Regions from separate parts of the Homo sapiens genome. Here region 2 is linked to region 1. A link is a contact called in ENCODE Hi-C or POLR2A ChIA-PET data. All regions are on one chromosome and are shown on one strand. Each heading gives the region's core, a stretch centred on a gene start or an enhancer-like site at or near the end of the contact. The rest is flanking DNA. Distances are from core to core; before and after follow the strand shown.

Region 1 (5,016 bases), core at 932-3,431:
AAGGAAAGGTTGTCAACTCAGGAGGATTGAAATAGAATTCCCTTGGAATCACCCCATAACATCTATTTGAAAACAAACCCTTCCAAACCATCACATCATGGAAATCACAGTCCATGGTGAGAAAACTGCCAAGTTTTTGAGGTTGCAACTTAGAACACACACCAAAAAAGTGTGTCTTCATCTCCAAGCATCTTTGGTTTGGAAATTGGGATAATAGGGCATCTGATCAGGCTTCCTCAAAGAATATCCAGTATTTTCCCGGCTTCCGGCAGCAGAAACCTGGTTGGTGGTCTAAGCCAGGAAGAAAAAGATATTTCACTTTGGAAGAGGAAAATAATTCTAAGTTTATTTTTTTAGAGCCACGATTTAGAAAAAATAATAAAATAAGAGATGCCTCTTATTTAAAATCAGTTTTCATTGTATCTGAATAGTCTGCTTTCCCTTGTTCATGAGTATCTGTGATTACGTGGTCAGGCCTGACACGTATCCCAGCTAGGCTGGGTGACATCCCTGTGTCCTGCCCTCTCCTCCAGCTCTTCCTCATGGGCCTGCTCACTAGCAGCCTTGTGCTTTTAGGTAGAAAGGGACTGGATTTTCTGATGTTGCTCTGCTTCCAAACAAACCCAAACTAATTTAAATTCACAAACTCTAACAAAGGTGATGCCTTCCCTCTGAGAGTATCCAAAGCCACAAAGCCAAACTGCAATGGCAGTTTCAGAACAGCAAGACTTTTAAAAGCTTTGGTGTCATAATGTTATCATTTTGAAGGGTTCACCTGAATAAAAGCCTTAGATTTCTCTGTGTGGTGAATATGAAGCACCCATTCTAAAATTAACCAAGGTGATCAGAGGGAACTAGGGCTTCTCCCCTTTAAACAGTGATTCTGTTTTCAAGATCAGTGGAAATAAGAAAAAGATGGAAAACTATTTGTTCAAAGAAAGGTACTACCTAGATTACCTTTATTTTCTCACTTCTTGCTGCTGCTGCCTTGTCTTAGGGAAAAATTGCTGAAAATAATAACGGTGGGAGTAAGAGAAGGCTAAAAGGGAGATGAGTTTCAGCCACATTTGGAGAAAGGAAGAATTAGATGAACAGAGCTTGGATGATGGCAGTCGGTTTCTTTGTTTGGAGGAACTATTAATAGTCTTGATTTAGCCCTTGAGCTCCTGTTTTCTGTCTTTTGTTTGTGTTTTATCTGTCTGATTTTTTCCTCCTTGAGGCAGCTTGAAATGTGAAAGGGCAAGGGAACAGAGCTAACGTAGGGTGGAAACATGGTTATATGTAATTAAGGTCTTACTTCCTCAATTTGCTACTACTGAAGCCCAAGGGAGACCAAGTTCTGTTCCACACACCATGTGAGAGGAAGAGGTTGACTAAGATGAGCTAGGCAGTTTTATCAGCTTGTTGGTCAAGGGATGTAGGATCCTGAGATGGATTCAATATTTTGGTTGATATTAACAGAAATATAATTTTTAATTTTTTTCCAAAGAACCAGACAGAAGTTTAAGAAAAGAGTTTACCATCCAAGAATTTAATTTGCTTTTCATCAGAGTATGACAAAACAGGCATGCTAGGGTCCAGCCTCAACTAACCTGAGTTGGTGAAAGGAAACAGAACTGAATTGGAAATAAATGCCAGGAGGTTCTGAGAATCAGAAAAAATGATGAGAAGGGTCAGGGTGAAGATGACAAAGGGCGATGGTTCTCAAAATCCTGCTGCAGTGTGAGAAGTAGCTGCCTTTTAGTGTAAGGTCTGGGCTTATGGAGGAACCCAAGAGAGTAAGAATGGAGTCAGCAAATTCATATTTAAATGAATATGCCCACATTCCTTTGCCCTATTGATTCCAGAAGTTGAAATTGTGGCCTTTAATGTGTTTAAGCCCTTAGATCATTTGCTAAGAGTTCAGGGGGAAAAAAGCAGCTGGTTCATCTCTGGTATTTTCAGATGGGTTTTCTTTACAGAAGTTACTCATAAGTGGTATTTTCAATGGAGACCTTCAGAAAAAAGATGCTTGGATATCTCATCAGGTTTCAGAGAAGTGTTCAGACTTGTTAACCCTTTTAACTCAGCTAAATGTCCATTAAACCATAAAACAAAGTCCATTACACTTTTGGGCCGGGGACTTGAGTGACTGACTCACTCACCCTGGGATGTTGCTCATCTCCTGTATGGACTAATATTGGGGCTTATTAGATCATGGGGGTCAGAAGGCTCACTTCCTCTGTGCTTGGATGCTGGGGCTGTTTTGATGCTAGTTGGCTTTCTGTGGGTCTTCTCCCTTATCAGTAGAGGATACACCCCACTTCTCCAGATGAGTCCCTTATAAAACAGCTGCTGCTTCATAAGACATTCCCTTAACCCAAGCCCTTTCCTCCCTATCAGTTACACTAATTGAAGATCAAAACCATTTCCCCCCACCTCCCATTACGTATTTTCTACTTATCCTCTAAGAAAAGAATTACAGGTTAGGATTACTCTAGAAGTGGTAGCTGTCAGTAGAGGAATGACATCCTAAAATATGACCATTAGAGACAAGAAGAAATTAGAAAGCTAGCATGCAGTGGGCATTTAATAAACAGCTGCTGGGAGTGGTGGCGGTGGAGAAGAGCAGAGCAGAGGAGGAGGGGAGAAAGGAGGAGTTGTAAAGTGGGAAAAAGGAGCTAACACTTTAGAAGGACAAAATGGCGGCAAAAAAGTCTGTCCCTTGGTTTTCTCCCATTGACAAATCTAAGACTGATGATGTCTACCCTACTTCCTACCTCTCACAAAACAACATTAGAAGGCAACATATTTAGGTAACCCGGGGTCATAAAGGAGAGTTGAAATAGAAGCTTCAGCAAATAACCCCCGTATCATCAGGCCTTGGATTATCAGCAATTCCAAGCACTACCTGAGTCTCCATCTCAAAAAGCTCTTCCTTCTGCTGGCTGGAGTGCAGTGGCGCGATCTCAGCTCACTGCAACCTCCACCTCCCGGGTTCAAGCGATTCCCCTGCCTCAGTCTCCCAAGTAGCTGGGATTACAGGCACTCACCACCATGTCTGGCTAATTTTTTGTATTTTAGTAGAGACAGGGTTTCACCATGTTGGCCAAGATGATCTTGATCTCCTGACTTCATGATCTGCCCGCCTCGGCCTCCCAAAGTGCTGGGATTACAGGTGTGAGCCACCGCACCCAGCCCCCTCTGCCTTGAAAATACTCACAGCATCATCTCAACAGCCAATACACTGAAACCCCTCTCCACACTGAAGCACAGTTGTCTGTGAAGAAAAATTAGGGAAGCCATAGAGGAACAATAGCTCCTTTGCAAATTACAGCTTCATCAGAAGGAAAGTTGAGGCAGGCATATAGTATTTTATTTTATACACCACAAACAGACAACCCCTAGACTTGGAATTCAGAATTAACAAAAGCATTAAATCCATCGGGCTTTGAGAAGGGTCAATGTTTTTTCATATGTCTTCCCTGCTACCATTATTTGCATAACAAATCGCTGCAAAATGCATTCATGTCAGATGTTGGAAATAAACTCTTTGGGGTATAGCTATTTTTAAACAACCCATAGTTATACGGGTGTTTTTAAAACATTCAAAGCCTGAGTTTATGTTTCAAATCATAAGTGATCACAGGAACTCTATATTGTTGGTCTGGTGCTGACCTACAGAACAGAGTCTGAAGTCCCTCAGAAATGATGATGTTTTAAAGAGTTACAAAAGTTCACATTGGCTGTAGATTAAAGCCCTGTATTTCTAGGCAGGTACACAGAAATCCCTGGTGCCAGTTTCTACCTCCACTTTGGAGAGCATTGAACTTTCTTTGCAAATATTCAAAATACTTCCCCACCAGAAGATTTTACTTACTGACACCGGGAACAGGCATCCCCACCCACATTCTTCATCCTTAAGAATCAGAAGTTAGAAAAAAAAAAAAAAAGGCTGCATTCTTTGAGATTATTTGCATGAGTGGATTATTTGTGTCAGTCTCTGAGAGATTATCTTCATAGTCTCTAGTCTACTTGTCCAAGCTTACTATTCCCACAAAAGATTTTTCCTGTGGTCTAGGGAGTCTCATGATTGCCTCCCTGGACCTATGCAATACCAACCTCCCCACCCCACACACACTTTCCTCCCCTGCAGCCTCTGCAAAGCCCTGGCTCCTGGGGCTCCTTGAGCTTGGACTGCCAGCTCCACTTCCCGTGTTCTAGGCAAGCAGCAAATACCCTTCAAAACTGCCATCAAGCCCCACCTGTTTTATAAAAACTTCCCAAGCTTCCATGATATGTGCGTTATATTATTAGCAACGGTATTAGCCAGGTGCCTGTATTCCCAGCTACTCGGGAGGCTGAAGCAGGAGAATCACTTGAATCCAGGAGGTGGAGGTTGCAGTAGCCGAGATCATACCACTGCACTCCAGCCTGGTTGACACAGCGAAACCCTGTCTCAAAAAAAAAAAGTAAAAATAATATTAGCTAACATTTATTTAATACTCTCAGCCAAGTTTGATACTAAGTAATATCTCATTTCTCATTGAATAAAAAAACCCTTGAGGAAAGCACTATTATTATCTCCATTTTACAAAGGAGGAAATTGAACTCAGATGGGCTGGATCTATGTGACTTAAAGGAGGACCTCAATCAGGACAGGTTAAGAATCCAGCATGGGGGTTTGGTGCCTTGGACTAGAGTGGTTGAGTAAGTGGCGGGAGATTATAGTGGTGGGGGGTGTTTGGAGGATACAAACCACTAGACTTTTTGGTGGCTTGGATCCTGCCCTCCCGATCTGAAAGGTTACATTTCATCCCGTCTTTAGATGTCATTTGCACTACTTGAACACTCCCCAGGGCCCTCGCTGCTCCTACCCCTAATTGATTTCCACCTTTCTTCATATGTGAGTTCACATGATGACGTCTCCTCGGACAGGGAGGGCTTTTCTTACATATACTCCTGGGAAAATTAGGTTTCTACTCAATAATATAACTGCCCCTCTTTCTGTTACCTCTGTGGCACTTCTTTCAATTT
Region 2 (5,016 bases), core at 1,004-3,503, 37 kb before region 1:
AGTTAATGTGACTAACCAGCGAGGGCTGAAACGGGAACATGGGCTCAGAGGTCAGAGAAACCGTGGAAGACTTGCAGCTGTCCTGGTGGAGCAATGTGGGGACAGGTTGCTTTTTACTAATAGGCCTTGTGTATCTTAATCACTGGCCTCTTTGTAGCCAGCTGTTGCACTGCTGGAAGGGGACTAGTCCTAAGACCAGCATTGCTGTAATACCTCTTCCTCTTACTGATTTCCTTGATTCATAAAGAGGCTCAGGCCTGTGGCCTTCAAGACGTGTATGTGTGAGAGAATCCTCAATTCTAGTAAAAATTGCCACAAAATATGCATTTTGACTTCAGAGGACATATTTAGTATTTAAGCATTCCTATAGGAGTACTATTTTCCTGATTAGAGCAGTGGATAAGATGTGTTGCTATAATTTTGGGAGGAGTGAGGCGTTCTAGCTAACAACTTTGCTCTGCCTTTGCTGACTTTTAACCATTGTCTTGCACTAATGATACCTGTATGCTTCTTGAAGTACTATTCAATGGGAGTGCCCCAAAATATAGGCTCTATATGTTCTTCACAAATGACTTGAATTGCAATCGTATGTCCAAATGATTACTTGATATTGTTGATTGGAAAGTCTGAGCATTTAAAATTTTGTGTGCTCATAATTATATAAATGTATATTACAAAACTCTGAGTGTTTGATGTAAGTTTGCTGTACACTTCCCCCAAGTTCAGACAGCTTTGCTAGTGCTGACAGTAGCATAATTTACATTCCAATTAAACGTGACACATTAGGGCCTTTCAAAAAAAAAAAAAAGAGCTACTTTCATGCACAGGCCTCAAACCTAGTTTTATGCTGTGATTAATCCCCAATTTCTATATCAACTCTCATATATCACCAGTTATGGTCTTGTGTTTGAGTAAATTACTTCAGTGGATGGATGGTCCTCTTACTGTTTTCCATTCCAGAGTTTTGCACTTCCAATGTGATGACCGTAGTCCCTACATGACAGTGACAGGCACCGTTCTAGCTTGCATGGAGCCAGCCACCTCTGCAGAGTGGTACAGAAAATGGTTTTATTTCCAAAATCTCTCCCCTTCATCTCTCCCATTGTGGTACAACCCATTTTGTACCAAAAACAGTTTGACCACTAATATCAAGAATTCTACAAAGGTTTTTCCTTTTTACCTATAATTTCATTTCTTGTATCTTTTATCTTTGTATCTTGTATCTTTAGGTCATTTCCTAAAGAAATGACCCTCAACCTAGAATAAGTTTGTATGGACACAGATGTGGCTCAAGCCTGACTCCCCATGAGAATAAGGTAGAAAGGATTTCACTATCCAACTACAGGAGAATTAAGTGAGCTATGGCATGCCTACCTGATGAAATTTTATATGGCTGTTAAACATGCTTGTGGAGTTTGTGAAATAACAGGAGAATGTGTGCATGATATGTTAATAGAAAGAATCAAAATACAAAAAAATTCTTTATCAAATATAAGTAAGGCAACCCCCATAAAATGATGGAGGGGCAAGGAGCGCGATACCGAGGCCCAGACCCTGAAAGAGAAAGTATGCAAGTCTTAGATGGTGACTGTGTTTTGGTCATGGTGTCATGACCGATTTGTTTTTTCTGCTGTTTTAAAAATGTTTTTCAAATGTCTTTGTGTGTATATGTTACCTTCCTAATACTTTTTAGAAGTTAGTCGCTGCTCTCCTCCCGAAGATGAGTTCCCTTCCCCTTCAGAGGCCCGGTACCTCCATGCCTGGGCTGCCTGCCTAGGACCCCTGCCACACAGTCCACCTCGATGCCAGAGCTTGCAGTATGTGCCTTTTTCTTCCATGTTAACACAACTTTCCTACCTATTGTTTTTGAAATCCCCTACCTCCTAAACCAATCTTAGAAATACATTTCTACTAAAGCATTAAATTATTCTTGACAATGTTTTCTTTTTCAACGAATACATATGCATTTCTAATGAAATTTCTGGAGTTACCATCTTTAATTCAAGGGAAGGCTTCTCATGGTGGCGATTTTTGTGGGGACCAGTGAAAGGGATGTTTTTGAATAAATGTTTGAATCGCTTAACACCCTATAAATCAAATCATGCCCAATCCATCTATATTTAGGCCTCGTCATGGGTAGGTGATTAATGAATATGTTTCATGCTAATGTCTCGCAGACCGAGGCTGCGTCCGTAACCACATAATCATCACAGTGGAAATTCTGACTCAGCTGTGACGTTTGGTAGGCGGGACCTTTGAATGGTGCTTTAGACAATTCCGTGCAAAGGCTGTAGTCAGTGGCCCAGCTTTGCAAGTCTTTCCAAAAGTCCTAAAGCGCACTAGCATGTCCTCACTTGGCCCTGTCACCTCTGCTTAAATTTTTTCATGGAGAATACTCACTCCCAATCATGGTACATTAAGGTGAATTTGATCTTGGGCAGCCTCCCTCAGTGGAGTGAATCAGAATCATGGGATTCCCCTGGACTCCAGCTTCCTGGTGGGTTTATTTTTATGGAACATTCCTCTGGAGAAAGAGGCAGCCGCTCTGTAAAGGGCTAGACCTCTTCTGCACGTGATCAAAGTAGCCCTAGAGAATATCTTCTTGTATGGAATGATTTTTATGACATGATGGCTTTGGGAGTTTTCTTGAAAAATTAAAGGAAGAATCTTTCTAAGGAGTCCTACTACCATGAAAGGAAACTATCAAAAACATCCCAGGCAGATAAGAACTAAATCAGTTTTAAAGTCACCAAGAAAACAACACTTCCATGGCCTCATTTGATCTTTAGCACTTGACCAGGAAAACTAGAGCTATCTTTTAGGCTTAATTCCAACGACTTCCCCATTTTGGCGTTCTTTCTGTAGCTTAACTTCTTAAACAAGTGGCTACAGAATCTTTCTCCATTTACCTCACGCCTCTCCAAGCTGGCTTTTTCCCCGCACCCCCAACTTCCCTGGAACTGCTTTTGAGATTACAAGTGACCTCTGTGTCACTAGAATCAGTGTTATTTCTCTGTCTTCATCTCACTTGATCCTTCTGCACAGAGCTGACTGCTCTTTCTTTCCTGCAATTCTGTTTTCTTCTCAGGTCATGTAACTCCAGACCTTCACTTTCCTACTGACCAGCTCTTCTCTGTTCATTGCTGGCCTCTCCTCCACTGTGCACATGCCCCAGGGTTTGTCCTGCAACACCTTCTCTTCCTTGGCTGTATTCTCCCCATGGCAATTCATATTTTGCTATCACTTTAAATACCAATTTTATACCAATGACTTCCTGGCATGTGTGTCTACTCCAGCCATGAGTCCCAGACTGCAGACTTTTATATATACTTGAGTGTCTAATTCACATTTCAAACTTAATGTGCTCTAAATAACACCTTTGATTTTCCACCTCGAGCTTGCTCATGACTCCCTCCCTTACTCTGATTAAATCTCTAGTCAAATAGCTTCACAGTGAGACTTTTCCTAACTACTTTAAGTAAAATTGCAAGCCCCTTATGTCTGTGACACTTTTCCTAACCAGGCTGGTCACCAGCCTTTTCACCGTTCACCTGAGTGTGTAACCTGGGATACCTTTGGGGCCCAGAAGCTTTTCTCCCCTACGCACACTCTTTCCTTTACACCAAAATCTGAATGCAGAACACCAGTGATCTGAGGAGAGAAGGTCCCACAGCTCCAGACATGCTACACCACTTAACTCATTCAAATGGCCCGTGCGTTCTCATCATGTATTACTTTTATTCATGACATTTCACCTTAATTCTCTTTCCTCACTGTGGTTGAGGGCTAGCTCCTCCTTGACCTTTGCAGTTCAACTCATAAGTTTTCTCTCCTGGAGAGCCTTTCCTGGCTACTAACTCCTGGCCCAGTCTGAAATAGAGGCCTATACCCAGCGTTCCATCACACCACACTATATCACAATTTGTTCATTTCCTTGTTTCTCATTGTTGCTAGACTGTGAATGTTTTTTAGAGGAGAAATGACCAGTAGGTCTCATTAAATATTTGTCCCCAACATTTAGCTCAGTGGCATACAGCAGATACTTGGTAAGTATTTTGAATGTATGAATGTTTATGGAACCCGGACAGGGATTTAAAAAAAAATGTGTATCTCGTATCTGAATGAGTGAATGTGAGTGAAAGTGGGTGAATGAGTGAATGTCAGTGTACTTGTGTCTTCTCCAGCCCCTGCCTCCATCTACATGTATTATACAAATGAAGAGAGATGTTTTTCACGTGTCGGTGTATGTGCATATGTCTGTGTCTACATATACATACATACAGTCATGTGTCACTTAACAACTGGGATATGTTCTGAGAAATGTGTCGTTAGGCAATATCATCATTGTGCAAACATCATAGAGTGTACTTACACAAACATAGATGGTGTAGCCTACTTCACACCTAAGCTAGATGGTATAGCCTATGGCGTCTACGCTACAAATCTGCACAGGTTTCTATACTGTTACAGTCCCCAACATTATTCAGTAGAATACTGAATATAGTTAACAGTATATTACAGTACTACTGGCTGTACTATACTGTAACTGTATTCAGTATTCTGCTGAATACTGTAGGCAATTATAACACAATGGTAAGCATTTGTGTATCTAAACAAAGGAAAGGTAATGCCTTGCTCTACAGTGTTACAAAGGCTACATCATCACCGGACTATCAGAATTTTTCAGCTTCATTATAATTTTATGGCACCATTGTTTTATATGTGGTCCATTATTGACAGAAGCATCATTCTGAGGTACATGAGTGTACATGTACTACAGCCAAATTCTGTCAAGACACTAATATCCATACTGCACATGTGTAAGTTTCTCCCCTTTAACTGGTAGTTTATTCATTTATTTAGCAAATACCCATGGAACAGCTTTCACTAGATAGACATTACAGTAGATGCTGGAGATTTAACAGTAAGAAAAATACAGTTTCTGCCTAATGAGGGAGACAATCCAATAATCATGAAAAGGGGAAAGGTATACAGTGCTATGACTTTGTAACAGAG

What was found. A loop is a pair of places that touch in the nucleus more often than their neighbours do. ChIA-PET counts read pairs that join two places held with the same protein, here RNA polymerase II (POLR2A). Pooled maps may share reads with other maps.
Region 2: a map of B cell shows a loop between it and region 1 (2.8-fold over the local background). The contact joins two enhancer-like sites. A Hi-C loop is called at or near these places in 3 of 168 maps with a recorded cell type or tissue (B cell, MCF 10A and breast epithelium), 1 of 37 single-sample maps with no recorded cell type and 2 of 50 pooled maps. POLR2A ChIA-PET finds 5 or more read pairs at or near these places in 6 of 52 experiments (AG04449, AG04450, BJ and 3 more).

What each region holds. Positions count from the first base shown.
Region 1 is chr15:32,830,661-32,835,676 of GRCh38, reverse strand. All of the region lies in intron 17 of FMN1 (formin 1), which reads left to right. Among named protein-coding and RNA genes, the nearest start is that of GREM1-AS1, 110 kb to the right of the region's middle. Within about 2 kb of position 2,181, at least 2 of the 41 ENCODE cell types and tissues checked have a DNase peak (open chromatin) inside an H3K27ac peak, as active enhancers do.
Region 2 is chr15:32,867,833-32,872,848 of GRCh38, reverse strand. All of the region lies in intron 16 of FMN1 (formin 1), which reads left to right. Among named protein-coding and RNA genes, the nearest start is that of GREM1-AS1, 150 kb to the right of the region's middle. Within about 2 kb of position 2,253, at least 2 of the 41 ENCODE cell types and tissues checked have a DNase peak (open chromatin) inside an H3K27ac peak, as active enhancers do.